Regions from separate parts of the Mus musculus genome. Here region 1 is linked to region 2. The links are chromatin loops, found by intact Hi-C in ENCODE. Cell type or tissue: left cerebral cortex. All regions are shown on one strand. Links, peaks and the distances in the headings refer to the core of each region. The heading gives the core; the rest is flanking DNA. Region 1 has its middle 240 kb from the start of Gm25439. Region 2 has its middle 91 kb from the start of Gm25439.

Region 1 (12,402 bases), core at 5,393-7,892, 140 kb after region 2:
CATTTACTTTATCAACATTTTATTGTGACCTGTGAGGACAAGGGATGACTTTCTCCTGAAACAAGGAATGCCATTAAGAAGCCATAAGAAAAGAGGTGCACAATTCCTCTGCCCTTGGAAGGTGTTTCCACTCCACAGAGCTTTGATTACAGCATGTTTCTGCCACCAACTGCCCTGTTTGACTTATTTATTTGGCATGGGATGGTTGGATTTGGAAGATGTTTCAAATGGAACACAAAAATAAATTGAACTTGGAAACTACTTTTATCAAATAAACTGTGAAAACAGTGCTAGGTTCCATAAGAGAAAGTAATTTACCTGATCTCAGACAGGTTGGAGAGGATGGGTTACCATAGTCGCTATGGTTTTGGAAGTAGAACACCACATGGGTTGTAGAGCTCTTTGTGTTGTAAAGATGCACCATTGGTTGATAGTCCAGCTCCATGTTGGAGTAGGGATTCACTCTTACTCCTTGCATATATATTGGGAACCTTGGTGCTTCATGTGGTTTGCATGGCACAAAACCACATCTGCACTTAGATGTTTATTTCATTCACTTATTTATTCAGTCACATAACAAATGGTGGAGTGTGTGATGAGTGATGCAGCAAACAAATGGACATTGTAGATTTTATGTAATGTTTGACTAGGCACAACCAGCAATATCAAATAATGAAGAAAGTATCTATAATAATGTTGAGTTCTATGTTAAAAAAACAAAACCAACAAACTAACAAAACCAGAGATCAAGGGAGAGAAGGGATATTGGGGTGCTTTTGATTGTTTTGAAACAAAGTCATATTTTTTGGCATAGCTGTTTTCAAACTTGAAATTCTCTTGTCCCAGATTCTGAGTGCTGAAATTGTATGTATATTCTACAATGCTGATATATGAGAATTTTAATTTTTTTCTATTTTATTTGATTATGTGTTTTGTGTGTGTGTGCGCGTGTGTGTGTGTGTGTGTGTGTGTGTGTTTGTGTGTACATGATGTATATGTATAGGTAAAGGTATCTCAGTTCACACGTGTATGTCAGACAGCTTTGTGGAGTCACTTCTCTCCTTCTACCTTTATATGGCTTCCAAGACCAAATTTAGGTTTTCAGGCTTGTGCTAGAAACAACTTTACCTGCTAAGCCATCTTGCTGACCCATCAGAGAAGATTGTTTCAAATGAGTCACTGATGAGGAAAAATTTAAGCCAAAAAATGTTAATGTAATAGTCATGAGGTTGTGGAAAAAGAAAATATCCCAGCAGGTAGGAATAGCAAATACAAGGGCCCCCAACTAGACATTCTTGACTAGCAGACAGGAGCCAACTGGAGAGAAGGTACACAATAGAAATGAGGCTGGAGAGAGGAAGAAGAGTTTGGGCAGGCTTACTCTGTTACACATGCATATGTGGAAGGGTGCAGAGCATTGGGCCCTGCCTTAGCATGGCCCATATTAGACGTTGCAGTAGAAGAGGGCCTTCTTGCTCTCAAGATCTCATGGTGTTGAGACTTTTATCTAGCATCTCAGGATGCATGTGGTACCAGCCATTGCTCAGATCAGGTGAGTCTGATCGTTGGTACTGCCACTGTATGAAAGCATCTCAAACCAGAACTCTCACCTAGTTTTCTTTGCATTTTCTGTAGCAAGGGAGGAGATAGCAACAGGCTTGCTGGATGGATTGGAAGTGATGCACAGCATAGACGTCTCTAAGGCTTGATGACTTCTGATGACACAAAGCCAAGCTAACATGAAATTGTAATGTACACATACCAACTCTTTGTTGTAGAAAACTCACAATTTTCCTCCTGTTTAACCACGTCCCTGGGAGAAAGGATCTGCAAACCAAACTGTTTTTATACTGTATGGATGTCAACATGAGAAAGAAAGTCCCTGTGTAGGAGAGATCATTAAAACCAAACCAAACAACAAAATCACTTTTTCTTCTTAAGTAATGAATACAGAGGCAGCATCCACCTCATCATTTCAAACTGCTGAGTCATTTGCCACTTGAAATGAATTGAGGGCTGTTAAAGGTTTTATAGAAGAATTCATTAAATATGTATTGAGCCAGCTTAAGATGGAAATTGTTATAAAAACTGGCAACAGTTCAAAACAGCAAAATGGTTCAGTTTATGATGGAGATATCTTACTCCCTCCTGGATCCCGTGTTCCATTAGTCCATTCAGACTGGCAAGGCAGGAGTCATCCCTACCCACAGGACATGGTAATTGCTGCAACTGCTCATGTGGCAGTTCTTGGAGGCAAGTAACACACTGCCATTCCATCCAGGTGTTCCCTTGCCCAGGAGGCTCGGTGTGCTGCAAGTTCTGCATATTCACCTAAGTGCTGACTCCTGATTGCTTGCAGGTGGGATTTGAGACTATTGGAATAAGCAAGCCTGGGAGCAAAGCTTTGTGCAGGTACTGTGTACCTTGGGGAGTAAGGAAGAAATGAAGAAGGAAGAACTGAACGTGCTGCATAGCTTTGATGAAACAGAGCCTGACTCTTATAGCAAGTGTGGCAAGCATTAATCCAGTGGCTATCATCACGTTGTGTAAGACAGCCTGGTGATCTTATGTGCCCATACCATACAGAAAACAATCATTACGTTGTGCCTGAAATGTAGGTGGTGCAGGCATTTCAGCTAAGCTATCCGAATGAATTCCTGATATTGAGAAAAAATTCTGCTCTGAAAATTAACAAGGCTAAAGAAGCATGGTGTCAACTTCAGCCTACACAAACTATATACATTTGATTATCAGACAGGTAGAGAAACATCAGCAATCTTAACAGTTAAAGTGCAAATAAGTAAAAAAGTAAATATATGTTTCTAAAAGGAAAAACAGTAAAGGTAACTAACGTGAAAAGGTTGACAAGAAAGGTGAAAATCTTTGAGTCCAAGTCAACGTGTACCAAGCTTCAGGATGCAGAACACAACATATAATAACAAGCATGGGCAGCACTGTGCTTTCTGTAATTTCTTATGTTCATCTTAATATAGTCATGTTAAGGTGCTGTTACCTACCAGCAAAAAATGCCATGGGTGTTTTCTGCCTTTCCTTATCTCACTGCCTTCTGTGAGTGAACTCCTTTGAATTATGAGAAACAAGTTAGACTATACCCTCTGCTTACTGTACACTTCTGAATGTAGTACTCAATACAGGATTGTGAAGAATATGCAATTGTGTACATGATGTATTATAAAGTCCTGAGTGCAGTGTCTGGTACCAATTGTCTTGTAAGTACATGTTTCTTTCTGAAGATAAGCTAAGAAAAATGTTTGAAATCTTTGTGAAAAATAATATGACCGAAAATTCCAGAAGTATCAAAACTTTGTTCTGCATATACTATGCCCAGATGATCCCCCATTCAGAAATGGTGTGGATTGCAGCTCTGCAGAAGAGTCTATATTTATAACAAAGAATGTTGACACACCTAACTGATGCAGAGGAACAATGATGGAGAAGACAGTGTACCAAATTCCCAAACTGTAATGCGATTTCAAAGCCAAATCAGGACTCAGCAAGCAACCCCACAGTTAAAAAGAAATCTAGCATGGATTGTTTTGATAAATAGCAGTATACTGGAACTCTTAACTGCAAGAAGACATGCTCTAGTCTTGTTTAATTTTGGATATTACAATAGGGTTACCATTGATTATCACTTCACATCTAATCACTTAAACTCTAGGTTTAAAATTCTCACACTGATAACGATAGTAACAATAAGAACATGCATGTTTTATAACAGATTATTTATGACATCGTGGAGTTCTGACTAGAGGAATTGGTAAGCCATGATGGGGTATCTTCTTTAACCTCTAACTCACTGTGGCTAATTTCAGCCGTACTACCCCATCTATTGACAGTTACCTCTACACAGCAGGTCTGGACATTTTAAGTCACCCAAACCTTTCTACATAACAACCCTTAGATAATAAGTATTAGTGCTATGTTAAGAGTTAAGAATCATAGGTCCCAAGTTTGATGCACCCATTGCCCAAATTGTTTCATGACCAAAGACAAGGATGTTCTATGGATAACTGGAAAGCATCAAAGGTATCTAATTCTGGGGGTGGAGAGAGATAACAGTGGGACAATTACTCAGTGAAGTCTGAAATCAAAGTTATCCTGACAAAGAGGGATGGAAAGTGGGCTCATGCCCAAGAGAACTAATGGGAGATGATATAACCTGAGATAAATGGTAAATGACAGGGATGCAAAATGTTCACTACTACTGAAATATGAAGTACAAGGCAGAGAGTCTCATGACATATTGACCACACATAGAGCCTGCCTTGCAGTTGAAAGGAGTTTTGATTTAATCCTTTAGCCAGTAATTTGTGTCTGAAGGGTCAAGTTAGCTCTAAATATCTATTGCATCTGCTTCTACATATTCAAGCAAGCTTTCTCTTCTTCTCATTATTCTCAATGCAATGACATAGAATAATTCTATTCAGCATTTCCATTGTATGAGGCAATTCAAGTAGTCTGGCAAGTTAAGGGTAGTGGGGGTATATGTATGTATGTTGCATGTATTGATCATGTCGGTTTATACTTGGACTAAACACCCACATGTTTCAGCATCTCAAGGGAGGATGCTGAGGCTCGTCTTTCACAGATGCAGAGGATGCTGGTATTAACTAGAAAAAAAGGAACTTGGTCAGTTGCTATTTTAGCACCATTATATGTTGGATATAGGAGACTCCTTTGTTTTCTGAGGGGTTCTGTTTATAATAGGAAATTACATCTAGATACCATCACTAACTAACTAAATTCTGAGATCACAAGGGTCAGCCTACCTCCTGTCTCTGTTTATGTCTGTATCATCTTTCTCCCTATGGCTTCACTCCATTGCTTGAAATGAAAGCCTTTTACATCCAACACAGGTAAGTGGTAAGCATTGTGCCAGGAAGCATTTGTGAACCCCAAAAGACCACCAAGGAGCAGTTTCCAATATAATCACATTAGGGTCTCCTTGGGTTTATTTGCCACCAACACAAAAAATGGTGTGGCGAAGCAGCCCCGAGCCCTCATTATGACAGGGTTTTATAGGAAAATGGGAACAATTGAGGGGGTGTCTAGCTTAACAAGCATCTAATATAATGATTATTGTAAGCTGACAGGTAGGTGCTCTGAAGCAAGACCATGAACAATCACAAACAGTCTGAAAGTACATCTGAAACAATCAGACTAATCTTTGATTGACTGTTGCTAGGAAGTAGCAAGGGAGTAACTCTGGGGTATGGACTAAAGACAGCCCATGGGGTTCCATGGGGTCCTTTCTGTTACTTGGGTGTAGCTTGGATTCAGCGGTAGATAAAATTCTCAGCCTTTTTTTTTTTTTTTTTTTTTTTTTTTGAGTCTGGTCCCAAGGTCCCAAGATGGAGTAGATTTGGCCTCTCAGTGAGGACTTTAGTATCAGGAAGTGCCACAAACTTTAGTTAATTCAGGGTAGACTAGTTGCAGTGATTATTATTGGCTTCTTGAAAGAGACAATGCTTGAAACACCAATGCAACCTTAGGAGCTGGAACAAAGCACACCTTTATTCCCAGCACTAGGAAGGCAGAGGCAGGAGAATCTCTGAGTTCAAAGACAGCTTGTCTATAGAGCTGGTTCAAGGACAGCCAGGGCTACACAGAGAAAGGCTGACTCCAAAACCCAAACAACAACAAACAAAACAAACAGAAACAAAATGATTAAAACAAACAAACAAACAAACAAACAAAGATTATTGATCCAAATCTGCTGGATCTAGGGCTTAGAATGCTCATACAGCTTCTATCACTAGGATGCCTCAAGGATGCCTCAAGACTGTGTTTCCAGTCTCTCAACTCTTCGGCGTGGCCATCTATCTCTGTACCTCTACAGGAGTGTTCTTACTTATGTAATATGCAAAATGACTTTCTGATATGCTTAGCCTCTTTGGGTCTTTAAGGTGAAAGAAATATAAGGGAGTCTGGTTCCTGCTAGATGGAGATGTGTGGTGTGTGTCCCTGGGGCTGTGTAAAGAAAGGAGAAAGGGATGAAGTTTCAAAGAGATGAAAAAACAATACCTGTGAAAGAAAGCCTTTTAGTGAGCTTTACTATTAAAGTGCCATCACCATTCTCAAGCAGTTTCCTGAAAGGGAGAGAACTTCGTCTCTTCTACTAGATCTGCTTTGGTAATGTGTTACAGGAGGAGCCTTTCCTGGGTCTGATCCTTAGAGGCAAGTTTCTGAGCTAGATGATGTCAGCTGAACTTCTGATGCAAATTGCACTCTGTTTCTCACGTGGTTGATATTTTTAGCCAATACTGTCTGTGATTTCTCTCAAGGACAACAGGAATGTTCATAAACTATGCATAGGTCGTGATGGTGCTTAATGGAGAAATAACCATTTGTTAACAGAGCATTAAATGTTTAACAGTCCATTAGCATAAAATCTTTTTTTTTGAAATTTTGAGAATAGTTTCTAATAATTCTCTTTCTACTAACCATTAAAGTATTGCAGTGTTGAAATTCAGAAAGCTACCTGGTCTTTTGACCCTTGCAGAGTGGAGTAGGTTTTTCACCCGGTCCTCTGGAAATGTCAGGCTTAATCACTCTATAATTATCAGTTAAACTGTCAGCTGTATCTCCTCCCAGAGCCTTTGCATAAACATTTAGAACAATTAGAAGCAGAATCACTTTATGATCCCATTCTGAGCAGAGTCAGGACGTGTTCCTTCCTTGTTAAAAAGAGACCTCTGACTATGGCCAAGTCTGCACAGTTTGAGATGCTTGAAAAATGCCAAGAACTCCTAAGTTCAATGTTTTTGTCTGTGCTCAGAATTTCTGGCTAAGGAGTCAAGTTTTACCTCTATTTATCCCAGGGAGGGGAACTGAGAGAGAGAGAGAGTTGGTAGAAACAGGAGGCCCAAAAGAGAAAGAAGTGGGTGGTGTTGCTATCCAACTCTGTGCCAATCAAGCTGAGAGGAGCTGTAAGGGAGTAAGAGCCAAAACCTCTCAGAGCCAAGTTCTTCCTCCTCCGTGGCCAATGGACTCAAGCAGGACTCATATTGATGCCAGGAAAAATGGAGGCAGAGTTGCTGGTAGTAGCAGCAAAGGCAGGCAGCTTAGGAACACCACAGACTGTTTGGTTGGTTGGATGGTTGGTTGGTTGGTTTGGTTTTTAAAATATGGAATGTCCTGTCCCTAGGCCCTGCCTGGAGCTGAGTTCATTTCCTATTTGGAGTCAAGGAGCATGAAAAGTAGAATTATGTAGAAATATGACTCTCTCAAGAGGTCAGTATAGCCCAGTCACTGGGTAGAGCTTAACCCTCCTTCCCCTGAGGCTGAGAGTGATGTATTGCAATGCTTTGACCAAAGAATGGAATAAAATATTCATTATTACAGAAACTTCTGTCCATTTTGTTTTCTCATAGTACTTGTGTTTCCTTTTTATGATATTCCCAGAGGCTTTGGACAGAGTATTACTGAAAGATCAATAATAATTACAATAGTAGAGAGGAAAACAGATCAAAAGTCGGCCTTGCCTTTTAAATTAAACTAACAAGTGATAGTCATATATCACAGACATTTAGAATTTTCAGTCTGGCAGGAACATTAGAGATTGGCTAGTCTGACTCTTTTGTCTTTCAGGTGAGGAGTGAGCAGAGGTCACCGGACTTTGCCAAGGTATGAGCTCTCAACGGCAACAGACTGTTCTAGAAACACAGTTTACAGGCACACAGAGGAGAAGTGTTATGATTAGTCTTATTTGTTATCAATAACAATCAGAATAATAGCAATTACACTTCCCTGGCCAAACAGCTTGAGGTAATTTTGTGTTCAAAATGGAAAATGATTAGCAGAGGCCCAAGAAAAAAAGAGCCTGGTTATATATGAGATTTCTTTGAGTGTTGAAATGGGAAGGTTAGAGCTTGGGGGTTCGTATTAATATTTTGAGAGAAACAGGAGATGGGTTTTAATTATCATTATACACACACACACATACACACAGACACACACACACACACATATATATATATATATACATATATATATATATATATATATATATACAAAACTCAGCTACATGCATTTATCATTTTGTTATAATTAAGCATAAGCTAGTGCATGGATGCCCAGTAATTATATTATTCATGTTCCTGACACATTGTGATATTTTGTATCAAATTTTATTTGTCTTTCTGCATGTCAAAGTCAAAACAACATCCTTTAACCTTATGACGAATTACAATTCAGAGTATACTGATGTCAAAACATGCAAAATTCAAGATCCCAAGTCACTTGGATTTAATAGACTTATTTATCTCTCTGAATCTTCTAAAGACCTTTTCACATTTATTAAATTTTGTGTGTTAATTTGCCAATGAAGGTCTGTTTTATGATAAATCTCTAAGGTTGAATATTCATTTTTTAAAAATAAAATGATTTCAACAACTTAATCACATTTCTATGTAGATGACCTGTGTAGGTGTGCAGTTAATACCTTCCTGAAATGAGGGCCGAGGAAAGGGACAGTTCACTTTATTAATGTTCACTGCAGAGCTGTATCAGGTGCTGATTTCTTTGCATTGCTGGTACCTTTCCTACATTTTTTTCTTACATCTTCCTTCAAAAGAGAATCTTGCAGGGTCCCATTTGATCTGACATTTGCCTACCTGTGCACCTTTGCTCTGAAAACCCAGTGGCAATGACTTGAAAGAAGTTCTTTTCTACCTTCTGTGTAATGCCTTAACTGTAGAGGGCTGCCATTCATATAAAAATTATAATAGGATTCAGGTGAAACCTTGATAGAAACCTCCAATGTCTTCTCTCATGCCTAATTAACAGAACAAGTATTATGGTATTCAAATATGGGGATTTAATTCTGGGGGAACAAATATCTAAATTAAGAAAATGCCTAGTCTGTCTTCCCACTTCTTTACACTTATCCTTGTAACACAACCTTTATGTTTAGAAAGTGTTTTAAAATATATTAATAAAGAAATATCTAGAAGTACTACAGTCAGATACCTAGGAGCACATTGCCATTTTATGCTTGCTTCTCAATACCATGTGTAATCGCCCAAAGTATGGACCACTCTCTTTGGAGAGGGCGAGATTCTCTTTCTACTGTGGCCAGATCAACAGGCATGCCTGGGTATGTAAGTGGTCAAACTTGCCTCCACTGTGGTTTGCAAGCAAGAATTAATAGGGACTACAATTGCTAATGCAGTTTTCCTGCAGCATCTGCATTTGCCTGTGTACCAAGCAAAATGTTTGCATATGAATATTGACTGAGTTGATTGTCATGGATCTACCCTACAGGGCTTGGAAAATATTAGACTTCTTCTTCAAAGAAAGCAGAGGTGCCAGACAGCCTACGAAAAGAATGTATGATTAAGAGAATTAATTCCATTGATTTTCAAGCCTTTCACGATAATCTCGACACCACGTAGGAAAGCCTATGAAGGTTTTTAAAAGGGATGAGGAAGGAGGCTTGGATGGATTATTTTAAGCCTGTTGGAAAATTGATCTTAGAAATGGCAAGTGTGACAAATGGGTGCAAACTAAGTTTTCGACCACATCTCATTTGTACATCTTATCATCGTTCATTTGTTTGTGCATGTAATACATGCTTTTGACTTCTCACTGTGGTCCAGGCCCTTACTTAGCCATCACTGACAGAGCTGTGAATCAAACTATCAAAAGATAATCAGCTGACTCTCCTGGAGCGCATGCTTTACTGAAGGGAAAAACAGTGCTAAACATGCAGTGCTAATAATTTCTAGGCAAAGTTTAGAATAATTCCTAGCAGTGAGCAAGAAATACATACTTCTGGTTCATTTTGCTTTCCAGCCATGTAGATATATTTTCTAATCGGATGTTAATTGTTTCATTTGTCCCTGGATGAATCCAAACCATCTGCCCCTGCAAATCTGACTCGTTGAGAGCTGAGTTAGGGCCATTCTCTGGCTCCAGCTCCCTCACTCTCAAGTCCGCAGAGGTTGAAGCAAGCAGACAGGGCTGCATTATTGCCTTCTGTTTGGCTTATTACCAACATGACCTCTAGATCTCTCTCAGTATTAGTTCTAAATAAATTTAAAACTTGAATCCTTGGACATCAGGCATTGCGAAGGAATGGGGAGTCTGCGCTTGACCTCATACCTTTTCATTGCAATTTTATAATGAACAAAACAGATCTGAGAAATTTCTATCTCAGTCTTATAGGATTGAAGAGGAAGAATCAATCCATGCAGATGAAAATGACCCTGCAGCCTTTAAAGGCAGGAGAAAGCAAAGCTCGAGGGTGGACTTTGTGCTATTAGTGGTTTCGAATTGAATGCTGAGGCTTAGCATGGTACTAAGAACAAGGACTTTTTTTCTTCCATTGTAAAGGTCACTTGCATCTCTTTAACCACATATTGGTCTTACAAGGAAAAAGGTGACAGGCTCTGCACTGTCAGAATTCTAGCCTTGACTTGGTCTCAGCAGCAGGAGAGAGTTTCTTAAAACAGGACACAGAACCTTCTGGAGTCCTTGCTTAAGGCATCGACAGTTGTTATTATTCCTTCAAAGAGAAAAAAAAAATCTGTACAAACTATGTTCTTTTCTTGGACTTAAATCCTGTCTAGCCTGAAAGGCATATGGGAAAGGTAGAGCTGGGGTTTCTCTTATTGAAGTTTTTGATTCATCTCTCCACTTTCCGGGAACAGTAAGTGTCTCTGCAGTCTACTCAATGCAGCCCAACAGGAGGAGCATGTAGCCATGTGATTGCCATTCTGGCTCTGATCTTTAACAGAGAAAATGCTGTGTCTACAGAATTGACACAAGAACAATGGTCGCGGTGCTAAACGGGAAGTGTATACACACTTGCTTTCTTTTGTCTTGGGATGCGTTTTAACTGAACTACAGGTACATTGAGACAGACTGGGCTCTATGGAACTTGAAGCCTGAGTATCTTCAGGGAACACTTGGAAGGCAAGTTTCAGGCACTGTAAAGCAGGAAATGAAACTGCACCATGTTGGAGGCAGAGAGACGACAGCAATCTTCTGAACATGCAGTTATTAGTTGTTTCTCCAGAGGCAACTGAGACAAGCCCAGGAAAGTTCTCATCTAAGCTGTTTCTCTGTGCTTTTGCACATTGCACGGAATGGATAAAGCATCTTCATTGAGCATCCACCACTCCTTGAGCCGTGTGCTACAGCACAGTAGTGTTGAGAGTGACCAATTCTTGTGGAGCTCATGCAGTCTGAGAGGAGACAGATACTATGCAGTCACACAAGTCAGGACTTTCTTTCAATTGTGTGAAGTCAGAATCCTACACTGCTACGGAGACATTTGTTATATACAGGAAGGTGTCCAGGACCCAACAATAGAAAAGATGTTCAGAGCTAGTATATTCTTTGTCATATATCAATGTAAAGAATACATTTAAAGTCTTTTCTTCATCTCAAATAAGTAATTGCTGACGAATATCAAAAACCTTAGTAAACTCCAAGTTGCTATCTGTTCTTAGATAGACTTAGTCTCCGCTTTTTTTACTGGCAAGACAAGCATTTTGGTCAAAAGGGCTTCTGGAAACAAGGCAGAGATCGTGAAGTATCTGTTGGCTCAAACTCAGGGAAAGATGAAGGCTCCATGAACACACTTTGTCCCTAAGAAGAAACAGTGGAAGCTCAGAGACCCATTGTGGGCAGGTGTGCACTTAACCTTTCTGAATTGGGTATCAAGAAATAGTTATGAGTAGGAATTTTGCTCACTAGAAACTTATATGCTTTTATGCTATGAAGGAGCCCCACTAGACTATATCACTCCTGATTGGAATGCCATACTACACAGAACCTACACATTTAGTTTGGATGGTACATGGTGGAAACGTTTCAATTGAAGAGAAAAAGGCGGCAGTGGGGATGATGCATCAGCTTCAGTTGCTCACCAATCATCTAGAAGAACTGATTTAAAGGTAATCTTTTGAGCTCTTCTCAGTTCTCATGGGTTATGGCATGATCAGAATTGAGACACAAAATACCCAAGTCTCATTAGGAGACTAATGAGAAAGGCAGGTTTCTCTTCTTTCTACTAAAGGAGAAAAATTCTGAGCCAATGAAGAACCTACTAATATAGGTGCTGATCCTAAGAGGAGGAACATGGAAAGTAAGAGGCATAGAGCTTAGATTGTTACTTGTGTTTTACTTTCTAAATAAAATCCGAGTGCAGAGTCTCTGAGGCTATCCCAAGATCCAATCCTTATCCCTTCCCCTGTTTAGTACCCATGTACTTGGTAATTATTCTACTAAGCCAACATGGAAGACAGAGGTAATTAGTGCAGCTTTCAATGCTGTCCCAAGCCTTGAGAAGATATCATTTTGAATGGTCAATAGTGATTTTCAGATTTCCTTGGGATGTAAGAATTTGATATTTACTTTCCCCAGATCCTC
Region 2 (12,402 bases), core at 5,761-8,260:
ACTTTATTCATGCTTTGTGGGATATCATTTTTAATTTGGGGTGAATTCTTTCTCTTATTTTTATTAGATATTTTCTTTATTTACATTTCAAATGTTATCCCATTTCCTAGTTCCCCTCCGAAAACCTCCTATTCCCTCCCCACTCTTACTGCTCACCAACCCACCTACTCCCACTTCCTAGTCCTGGCATTCCCCTACACTGGGGCATTGAGCCTTCACAGGACCAAGGGTCTCTCCTCCTATTGATGACTGACAAGGCCATCCTCTGCTACATATGCGACTGGAGCCATGGGCCCCTCCATGTGTATGCTTTGGTTGGTGGTTTAGTCCCTGGGAGCTCTGAGGGTACTGGTTGGTTCATATTGTTGTTCTCACTAAGGGACTGCAAACCCCTTCAGCTCCTTGGGTTCTTTCCCTAGGTTCTCTATTGTGGAGCTTGTGTTCAGTCCAATGGTTGGCTGAGAGCATCCACCTCTGTATTTGTCAGTCACTGGCAGAGCCTCTCAAGAGACAACTGTACCTGGCTCCTGTCAGCAAGCACTTGTAGGCATCCACAATAGTGCCTGGTTTTGGTGACTATATATGGGATGAATCTCCATGTGGGGAGCCTACCAAGACAATATGGAAAATGTTCCAGGGACAAGTTTACAAGATTTGGTAATTTTTGAGTGGTGTTAAAATAGCCCCTAAACACATGTAAGCCTTTATTTCTTCCTTTCTATGGAATTCAAAACAACTAACTTGATATTTTTACATATTATAGTTTGTTTAAGATTTTCTGAGTTTACTAAAATCAGTTTTCGGAATTAATCTTTGGATTCGTCCGTTTTATCTTTTGTGGCTGGCAGCTCTATTCACAGCAAAATCATTGTGGCTCTATCTATCTATCTATCTATCTATCTATCTATCTATCTATCTATCTATCCATCCATCTATCCATCCATCTGTACAATTCCAGTAGGTGATATTTTCTCTTTAATTTTTGACTTTTATAACTTAATAAAACTCTCATGTGCTTTAAAATAGCTCTAAGAAAAGAGAAGAACTCCAGATTTACATATTTTGTGTTAACTTTCTTGTTTATCCGTGTGTATGATTATCTCACCTCTTTAGTGTAGCTTTGTTTCCACTTCCTCTGTGCTATAGCTACTGATCCAGCTGAATTTCTATGTATTGTAGCTATGTAAATAAGGCATTATTTCCCTTTTCATTCACCATTCTACATACAGTTTTCAATTTTTTCAATGCTATTGAGAATAAGTTTTTGAATTTCATTGATTTTAATCTATTATCTTTTTAAAATTTATTTATTTCGATCCAAGTCATTTTTGCCTGCCTGTGTTTTATTTTGGGTCTTGGTTGGTCCTCTTAGTTTATTGATGCTTGGACTCTTCTCTTTTCAGACACTATCTTCAACCTACTTTTGTTGCTGAGGATGACCTTGAAGTGTTGGGCACTGCACTCTGTGCATGTCAGGTATGTGCTCTACCAACTGAGCTCTAACACAGGCCCCAATTGTTTTTTTTTAACGTGATGCTTCTAATAGCTACAAAATTTCTGGTGAGTCTTCATTTTTTATTTTCTTTTGATTTTTGTTTGGTTTCTTGTTTTGCTTTGTCTTTTAGCTAAGGTCTCACCGTGCAGCCCTTGCTGACCTGGAAATCACAATCTAGACCAAGCTGACCTCAAACTCACAAAATATCAGCTTCTTTCTGCATCCCCAGTGCAGTCATTAAAGTGCACTCTATCACACCTGGCAAGTGAGCACACGGTTTTAAGTGCATGATTTGTTGTGTGTTTTCTTTATCTTAAGCTATTTTTAAACTTTATTTGTTTTATCTTTTTTAGTTCATTGGTTATTCAGAGAAATGGTGTTTGATTTCCATACAACTACATTATCTCCCAGATATAAATTGCTGCTTTCTAATTTAATCCATTAAATTATAATCAGAAAAAATGCTTTCTGTGATTGCATTTCTTTTTTTAATTAGAAATGCTTGGTTTTTCTTGTCTAACATATGGTATAAGCAGATCTTGTTCCATTTGTACTGTAAAAGAAAGGGTGTTCTGCTACTATGAAGAGGAATAGGGCACAGGTGTCTGGGTTTTTTTTTTTTTTTTTTTACAGTGTTCTTTTTTTCATTCTCATGTTTGTGTTATGACCATTTTTGTGATCCAAAATGATTATTATTTTGAAACCGGGGCATTAATTCTTCAATTAATAGTTTCTGGTTCTGTCTTTAATTTTGATATTCTTATTTTCCCTTTACCTTAGGGTATTTTTAAATACTCTGTAAACATTAACAATGCTGATAGATTCTTTTATCACAAAAATGTCCACTTTATGTCTAAAAGGTTTTATTTTATAACTTAAGTAATGTAATGGTAGTCACCTCATCTGTCAATTTCTTCATTTCTGATTGTTGTTTGTATCTATTTTGTTCATTCTCTGTTTTCTCTCTGTATTGTTGAGTCCCAAAATGCTTGTTTTTAAAATTACCACCCTGATGATTTTCATGTTTTGCCTAATTGTTGAAGTATGATATTGATTTACAGTTGCCACTGTACATACTATTTCCTGTGGGTTCATGTCCGTTTTACTCTTTTTATCTTACATATTTTACATTTAATGCACTAACTCCTTTGATAATTCTACTGTTATTTCAGGGTTATTTTCCCAAGGATTCCTCCATCTATACAGAATGTATCTTAAATTGCTTCAGTGGATTTCAGTTCATATTTGGTCCCAGTGATTTACGATGAGGATACTTTTATATATTGTCCTCCCCCTTTTATTCTATTATTGTTATATATGTATTGTTTATATGTGAGAGGCAGAAATTCATGATGTCATTTGTCTTTTTAGAAGCAACTTTAAGCAAAGAGGACAACTATAAATTCATACAGCTTATGATATGAGCTCTTACATGCTCCACCTGTCCTCATTTCTTCCTTGAATACTTTTTTGTTGTTTTGTTTGGGTTTTTTGTTTGTTTGTTTTTGTTTTTTGTTTGTTTTTTTTTGTTTTTGTTTTTTTGTTGTTGTTGTTGTTGTTTTTTCGAGACAGGGTTTCTCTGTATAGCTCTGGCTGTCCTGGAACTCACTCTGTAGACCAGGCTGGCCTGGAATTCAGAGATCCACCTGCCTCTGCCTCCCAAGTGCTGGGATTAAAGGCATGAGCCACCACTGCCCAGCCTCTTCCTTGAATACTTAACACTTGCTTTTTTTTTTTTTTCCATTTTTTATTAGGTATTTAACTCATTTACATTTCCAATGCTATACCAAAAGTCCCCCATATCCACCCACCCCCACTCCCCTGCCCACCCACTCCCCCTTTTTGGCCCTGGTATTCCCCTGTACTGGGGCATATAAAGTTTGCAAGTCCAATGGGCCTCTCTTTCCAGTGATGGCCGACTAGGCCATCTTTTGATATATATGCAGCTAGAGTCAAGAGCTCCGGGGTACTGGTTAGCTCATAATGTTGTTCCACCTATAGGGTTGCAGATCCCTTTAGCTCCTTGGCTACTTTCTCTAGCTCCTCCATTGGGAGCCCTATGATCCATCCATTAGCTGACTGTGAGCATCCACTTCTGTGTTTGCTGGGCCCCGGCATAGTCTCACAAGAGACAGGTACATCTGCGTCCTTTCAATAAAATCTTGCTAGTGTATGCAATGGTGTCAGCGTTTGGATGCTGATTATGGGGTGGATCCCTGGCTATGGCAGTCTCTACATGGTCCATCATTTCCGTCTCTGTAACTCCTTCCATTGTTGGTGGGAGTGCAGGCTTGTACAACCACTCTGGAAATCAGTCTGGCGGTTCCTCAGAAAACTGGACATAGTACTACCGGAGGATCCAGCAATACCTCTCCTGGGCATATATCCAGAAGATGCCCCAACAGGTAAGAAGGACACATGCTCCACTATGTTCATAGCAGCCTTATTTATAATAGCCAGAAGCTGGAAAGAACCTAGATGCCCCTCAACAGAGGAATGGATACAGAAAATGTGGTACATCTACACAATGGAGTACTACTCAGCTATTAAAAAGAATGAATTTATGAAATTCCTAGCCAAATGGATGGACCTGGAGGGCATCATCCTGAGTGAGGTAACACATTCACAAAGAAACTCACACAATATGTATTCACTGATAAGTGGATATTAGCCCCAAACCTAGGATACCCAAGATATAAGATATAATTTGCTAAACACATGAAACTCAAGGAGAATGAAGACTGAAGTGTGGACACTATGCCCCTCCTTAGATTTGGGAACAAAACACTTGCTTTTGAGAACATTGTTTCTGAGTACCTTACAGAAGGCAAACAACCTAGAACAATACATTATACAACTTCGTAAATCACTCAAAGTTTAGAAGAAAAAAAAATGAGCTGCTTTGTTATCTTGACTAATTCTCTGCACAGTTGCATTCACTGGGCCTTTCTGTCTTATCCTGTGCATTTGAATTACAATCCCACATAATTCATTACAATGTTTAAGAACTTCATTTCATAAAACAAGTAAGGTGTTCTGTCCTCAGTGGCTTATCTTACTTTTATCTGAGAGTGTATTTATTTTTAAATTTCCAACCAATCTATAACAATTATGCTTATGTGTGGGAGTCCTAAATGATGCTTAAATTCACATATACAATGTTTATGTGAGGGTAAGTATATCTGCCTTCCAGACATTTATCACACCTTTTAGGTGGAAATAGTCAATATCCACATGGGACTGACACATATCTAAGATAGAGACACTGTCCAGGATGCACATGACTTCAATATAATTTCAATGTCCAGTAACACACACACACACACACACACACACACACACACACACACACACACACTAGATATTTTCAGTATTCACAGCACATTAGGACAGTAGTAATATCTCTCCTGTCCATAATATACTACATACTTACCAGCCTTCCCCTGTCTGAGCTTTTCCTTACCTTGTATAACCATAGTTAAGCCACCAACTTGTTTCAGTTCCATGTTTAATGAGATTACATGGTGTTGCCTTTCTGTGCTTGTCTTAGTTCATTAATTAAAATGATTTCTTGACTGAGTCATACTGTCACCAATAACAGGATTTTATCGTTTTAAAGGTTGTGCAGTATTTCTTTGTATATAAATAGCAGACATTCTTTATTCATTCATCCACTTAGGGACATATTGGTTGTTTTCATTTTGTAGTTCTTGTGAAGACCACTGCCATAAACATGGAAGTGCAAATGTATCTTAACACAGATTGCACTTCCTTTGGATAGATATCATATGGCAAGTTTGGGCTAATCATATGATAGTTTCATTTTTAATTTCTGAACCTCCATTCTATGCTGATTGTCTTTTCTTTTCAAGGAACATAGTTTTTCCAAATATAAAGTTCTTTGTTGAAAGGTTTATGTGTTCAGTGTTGTGTTTTTCTTTCTTCGTTTTTTTTTAAAATCTTTCTCTTTGTGTATGAGAAGTTAGCTGTTACTCTTGTTGGAGTCACTTGTGTATAATGAGTCACTTCTCTCTTACAGCCTACAAGATGTTCTTTTTTCTCCTTGGCTCTCATCATTTTGTGTGAGTGGGTGTGAATCTCTTTGCAATTATCCTGTGGGAGAATTTTTAGCTTCTTGGATGTGTAGGTTAATGTGTTTCATGAAATGTCCATAGTTTTAACCGGTATTTCCTCAAATATTTTTTCTGACCTTTTCTCTCCATCTTATATCCCTGTCTCTTCTATAATGTGTTTGTTGAAGAGCATTCACCTCACATGTAAGCAAGGGTACTTCAATTGTTTTTAGTGGAAATTTTCAGAAACAGTTTGCTCAGAAAAGCAGAGATTGTCACATATTCCCCCTTGTCATTCACTTATTAGCCATCATTAGCCTCATGTGCTGCTATATAGTGACTATATTTGTAGCAATTATCTAACCCATGCCTATGTGTACATTATCAAAGTCTACAGTCTGCATTAGGGAACACTCTTGGTGCTGCACATCTAAGGGAATATGGCATGCACCTACCACTGTAATACTCATAGTCTCACTGGTTCAGGAAGTCTCTGTGCTTGCCTTAGTCATCCCTCTTAAAAAGCCATTTAGTCATCCATACTAATACTTGACAGCACTTGTCTTTCTACCATCAGTCCTTACAATGCCTTATAATTGAAAACATGCAGTCGGAGCTCATAGTCCTTCTAGAAAGGCTACTTTTGCTTGGTAATAGGTAAAGTTTCCTCCATAAATGACAGTTCATTTCTTTATAGCACTGGATAAGAGCCCAGAGTCTAGATTACCTCTTTACTTATCTATTCCTGTATAGAATTTCACCTTAGTTGCATCTTAGTTTCAGCAGTTATGAACAAAACCACTGTTTCCATCCAGGTACGGGATTTTGTGTAGACATGCTCTTTGTGTGAATGGATTCTAGAGAATACAATTGCTGGAGCATACACTAAGTGTATTTTTATATTGTGAGAAATTATCAAAAATGTCCAACTATGCTCCAAAGTGACTGAGCCATTTTGTGTTCTTCTCAGCTGTGAGTTTATTTGAATTTATTAATTCCACATTCTTGGTGTTGTCAGTGTCTGAAATTTGACTATTTAAAAAGGTTTAGAGCATTATCTCACTGTTGTCTGACATTCTGGGGCACATGAATAAATACCATAGCAACAATAGCAACAGAACAATTAAACTATTGTACCAAATCTAGTCTAGTGAACCGAAGTGTATATTGTTCTTGCAGGACCTTGATGACCCAACACAGCCACATCACTTGGAAATCCAGCCTTTCACATGGAATCATGAAAGCAGCAACCCTCGCACACCATGTGCTTCTTGCAGACTGCTCAGCTGGCGGGAGAATCCTTTCTCCTAAGCAACTGCTGCTACTTATATAATATTGGAAGGGAGTCGTAGGAATCTCAAAGCATTCTGGCTTTTCTTGGCCTAGTAAGTTGTAGGAACTTCTTTTACCCCATGGGGTGAATTGTTTCAATTATAAATAAATGAGAATATAATACCATTTGTTCTTTACATTTTAAATTTATTTCTTTATGGACTGTTAAGCAACTTCTGCATGTTTATTTATCCTATGATTATATTCTTTGTTGAAGTGTCCATTCCTATGAAGGTCTTTTGCCCATTTGAAAATTAGATTATTTGGCTTCTTATTGTTGAATTTTGAAATTTCTCTGTATACTTTGGAGGACTTTCCTCTATGAGCTGGGTCTTGGGCAAATGTTCTCGCTGGTTTAAAACTTGTCTTCTATCTTGATATATTTTGTGAAGCAGAAATGTTTAGTCAGAGGAATCCAGCTCGTTAACTATTTCTTACATGTGCAATGAAGATGAATTTACATTCTAAATATTTATCTTTATACCCACAGACAAGTGTACTTCTTAACCTCATCAAAGAACCTACCTTTTCCAACAAAAATATATCATTGCACAAAACTAAAACGGATCAAAATACAGAAAGCAAGAAAGCATGTGTTACTTGTTCTCAATTGATACAAATCTAACACAAGTCCTGAACCAGGGATCATTTCATAAAAGGAACAGAAAGAATCATAGAGCCAGATGAATAGGAAGTTTCCTAAAAGTTATATCCCTTATAAATGTCAAAAAGGCTATATTAAGGAAAGCTCATTGTCACAGTTGCCTAAACAAGGCTAGAGTGATGACATGAGCGACGTGCTAACACAGAAGGAGGAAATCTCACAGGACCTCACCACTAGACAAATCACTATGGGAGAGTGGGGAATACTGGTATTAGAAGAAGGCCCTCTTCATGGAAGGATCTCCAATGGATTAATACTTAAGTATTCAGCCCTCAGATAATATGTATATAGATAACAGTATAAGAACGGAATAGGCTGCATTTATGTACTTAAAAGTGTGTGCATGTACATGTGTATGTATGCATTTGTGTGTGAGTGTAAAACAAAGAAAAAGGATTGACGAATTTGAGAGAGAGCAAGGGGTGTTGGAGAGATGTTAATTCCTTTGGTTTCTTCATTGTTTTCTATATTTCTGTGACTTCTTGAGAAGGTACCTTAATTTTATTTTTTCTAGTTGCGATGAGTCAGGTGATCATATGAAAATGATAAATTCTATGTACTGATCCACAATGACCACTTTATATATAAAGAGTCATGCCCACTAAATGCCCACTAAACGCTGTCCTTTGGGCACATAGAACTGTGTCTAGTTTTTACATGGGTAAGAGGGGATTTGAACTCACATTCTTGTGTGTGCAAAAGAAATTCTCTTATTCACTGCTGTATCTATAGCCCCTATACTTGATTGTTATATTTAAAAGAACTGTAAATATTTCAAATAATTATATTCAAGAGGAACTGGGTTTCTCTCCTCTTAAAGGGACAGAATGAAAGTTGAGCCTCTTTAAATTTATTTCAAATTAAAATATAGTTACAAAAAATAAAATAAAATTTAATTATATTGTTTTCCCTTCACTTCTTTTTATGGCCCCTCTCATGTACCACTTTCTTGAATTACATATCTCTATCCTTTATCTCTCTCATATATGTGTATACATGCATATATATGTACACACACACACACACAGAGGACTGATGGGTTAAGTTTTAGCAACTCTCAGTCAACTTGTGTTTGGCTATTTCTAATCTCTCTGGAACTTTCAGCTGCAGAGCTGAGAGAGATAGAGGATTTTACCTTCCATTGACAGCAATAAATCACTTTGATTTTCATGTCTATATTTTCTCCCTAGGATTGTGGGATCAAGTCCAAGTTTTAGAATCTGAAATATCTCTTCTTCATAGGCCATATAAATGTATTCTCCTTCTCATTAGCTTTTTGAGAAGCCAAAGTGACAGTTCTAATCCCATCTATGCAGGTGCTATGCTTTGCTTCATAGGCAAGAGGATGGTGCCTATAAACACCAACATGTCTGATTGCAGCTCTTTACAGTTTTATTAGACTGATAATAGCTACTGCATCTCTTGTCATTGACATGCAGTCACTGATGCTCTAGCATCTACCAGGTTGCCAGAAAATTTATTCCAGTGTGATTGATGATAAGATCACACATGTACTTCCAGTTTCTGACTTCAGGAACACTAATATTCTGTTCTCTGACTTAGTTCCAAATTTTCAATAAGGTGAGTCCTTTCCCTTGGAAGGGTCCTCAATCATAGTAGTCATGTCAGACCTGTAACTCTATATTGGCTGCTTCTACCTGTGCAAACAGACAAGAGTGCAGGGGTATGTTCGACTATTGGTCAGCATTCAGGCAAGCATAGAGCAGCTTGACTGTTGCTGTAGTTGCCTTGACTGTTCCAATCATCCCACTATAGGAGGTGAGATTAAAATATCCAAAGACTAGCAAAACAAAGAAAAAAAACATGTTTATTGTACTTAAATGGGAAATTCATGACTATCATTTTGAACCACCAACTAGTTCCACCTTCCTTGGTTTAATGTGTTCCATTTTATGAGTTTATAATGGGAGAAGGGCAAATTGGTGTGTGTGTGTGTGTGTGTGTGTTTTGTGTGTGTGTGTGTGTGTGTGTGTGTGTGTGTGTGAAATATTTAAAACAAAAAACTGGCTCAGTAGTTAAGAGTACTTGCTGTTCTTGCAGAGGGATTGAGTTAGGCTTTTTTTTTTTTTATTAATTTTTTTTCGAGACAGGGTTTCTCTGTATAGCCCTGGCTGTCCTGGAACTCACTTTCTAGATCAGGCTGGCCTCGAACTCAGAAATCAGCCTGCCTTTGCCTCCCGGGTGTTGGGATTAAAGGCGTTAACCACCATGCCTGGCTTTGAGTTAGGTTTTAGTACCTATGTCAGGCAGCTTCCAGCTCCTGCTCCAAAAAATCCATCACTCTTCTTGTCTCCATGGAGACAAATCACATGTAGCATGTGTGTGTGTGTGTGTGTGTGTGTGTGTGTGAATGTATGTGTGTTTGCTCCTGCATGCACACACAGATGCAAATAAATATTTGACACAGGCTCTGCAAACCTTACACTATGTTTGCCAAAACCATGGGAAATCCTTGTCCTGAAACATATAAGATGGTAAGAAAATAGCCGTAATTATTATTCATTAGAGGAAATTGGTTTGTGAGAAAACACATTGGTAACAGAGAAGCCCAACCTGCTTAATTGAATTTATGAGTCTTATTGACAGCTCCCTTCGCAAATGCATGTGTGGGAGTGTGGGTGAACTCACACACATTTACACATATGTGCATGCATACACAGATACACTTCCTTAATCTCTGATACTTTCCATCTGTCAGTGCGAATGAATCTTTCCAATCATTTTTAAAATCGTTCTGTTTTGTGAAGCCTTGAGCTTTTACCCAGTGAAAGCTTGGCAGGAAGCATACGTTCCTCGCTCAAGTTCCTGAACACGACAGCTGTACTTCTCTCACACAACTTGGGAAAATGTTCCCAGCCTTAATCAACTGGCACAAGGCAGCAGAGGGGCTAAATACAGGCTGTGTCACAGAGCATCCATAAATGTGTCAATTTCTCTCATCTCCTAGATCCTCTACGCTGCCTCAATTTTTTTTTTTGAAAAGTCAGTCTCTATTTTTTTTTAAGCTGTGCCACTTTTCAATCTGAAATGGAGTCTATTCTTATCACACGAATTGCAGTGTGTTGTCTTCATGTCCTCATGAAACTTAGTACGAATTAGTGTCCACTTTTTCTCCATGTCATCCTCACTAAATCTACAAGTTGAAAAGATTTTTTTTGTCCTCCATCCCAGAGTACCTCACACATTTTCTTTAGTGTTACTATATGAGCCACCTTTCCTATATCATGAACAGTAATACAAATAGTCACAGTCAGATAGTAATGATTATTTGTCAACTGTCAGACACTATAGAAGGTCATGTATATTCCATATCATTGGATAAGTCCTTGTACATAGTAGTCCCACCATCACTTAAGTATACGGTCAATGCAATTCTTGTGGATAATTCTGACTATGCCTTGATTACACACATAAAAATGAGAGCATCCCCTGACTCTAATCAAGAGGAAAGGTTTATCTTGGCTTTCAGTATTAGAGGGTTCAATCCATAGTTACTTAGTCCAGTACTTTTGAGATTTGGTGAGGAGGTACTTTGTGGGTTTGGAGGGAGCACATTCCAGAACAAGTTGCTTCCTGTGGGGGGTGAGAAGATGAGATGAAGGTATGACGAATTCCCTTTGAATTCACCCTGTCTTGCACAAAGACCAAAAGAAAATTTCCTTACAAAATTCTACATTTCAAAATTTCTACTAGGCATACCTCTGTGTTTAACTATGAAATTTATCTACTCTTCCTTCTTTTCATAGAATAGGACATGTAGCCTGGGTGTGATTGATAATACTGATGGCTTTTTCAGAGTTCTTGAAATCAGACATCATTCTGGAGCCTTTCTTTCTTTGTGTGTAAAATGATTAAAATACCTGTTTTGTATAGGGTCTATAAATGTAAATGGCATAGCTATATAGATTCATGTGTTCTTTTTATATATATCACAGCTCATTTTGTGTATATTCAGATGTAAATATTTTTTGATGAGAAATAGACTTATGGAGGCTTTGTATTGTTTTCATTTATATCCCATATGACTGTGAGAATTTTAGCCATGACAAGTAACTCTCCAGATAAGTAAATCTACAGAACTAGGGCTTATTTAGTTGTTGGACATAGAAGTAGGTGGCTGTTGCTCTTACAGTTTTCATCTTTGTTGCCTTGCACTTCATCAAGCCCTTGATGATGATTGGCATGGGCCTGGCATGGCCACACTCCCTCAGAGGTGAAAGTAAACAACTCAAAGGAGGCTCACCACACTGGAATAGCAGTGAGGTCCCTTCCTGCTTGGATTCTCCTCTCCTGAGCTCTTGCTATTCTTTCAGAATGTTGGTTTTATCTTCCTTAAATAATTTATTCATCTACTCTTAAGGGTTTTTCAACCATTCTTGGTGTCTTATTTCATCTGATTGTGAATTCTGTGGTCATTTCCTAGGGTATAATATAGAAATCTTAATTTGAAGGTGGTATCTAGAATTAAAAATATTCTATTACCCTTATTTGAAAATATATCTGAAACTAATTCTAATCAAATTAATAAAAATATATCACAAGCATATTTTATTAGTTAAAGTCATCCTTATTCATGAGCTTCTGAATGTTGGGCGTACAATGGATGTGTTATGTGTGTAGTCCATTGATTCTGGTTACCTAGTAAGAGACCAAGCCCTATCAGCAGTGAAATTATATTCCGAGTGGTATATTTGCTTTACCAGGATTTATGGTTCTAAGGTCACAGAAACTATGAACCAACTGGGGGATAGAATGCTAGAGAATTTGATTATAAAGAACTCTGAGTTTAAAATGAAGTGCCATAATCTACCTGAGTT

What was found. A loop is a pair of places that touch in the nucleus more often than their neighbours do. Peaks named below come from ENCODE experiments on the same cell type or tissue, not always from the same donor. Only the 100,000 strongest peaks of a DNase experiment are listed, where the experiment ranks them.
Region 1: it touches region 2 in a loop (12-fold over the local background); 2 of 42 quality-filtered maps call a loop at or near these places.

The regions. Positions count from the first base shown.
Region 1 is chr9:33,675,890-33,688,291 of GRCm38, reverse strand. No RefSeq gene overlaps it. Among named protein-coding and RNA genes, the nearest start is that of Gm25439, 240 kb to the left of the region's middle. In left cerebral cortex, for the core only: no CTCF peak of the experiment used is centred there; DNase peaks (open chromatin) are centred at 6,262 and 6,946.
Region 2 is chr9:33,820,767-33,833,168 of GRCm38, reverse strand. No RefSeq gene overlaps it. Among named protein-coding and RNA genes, the nearest start is that of Gm25439, 91 kb to the left of the region's middle. In left cerebral cortex, for the core only: no CTCF peak of the experiment used is centred there; DNase peaks (open chromatin) are centred at 5,999 and 6,836; H3K27ac peaks cover 522 bases.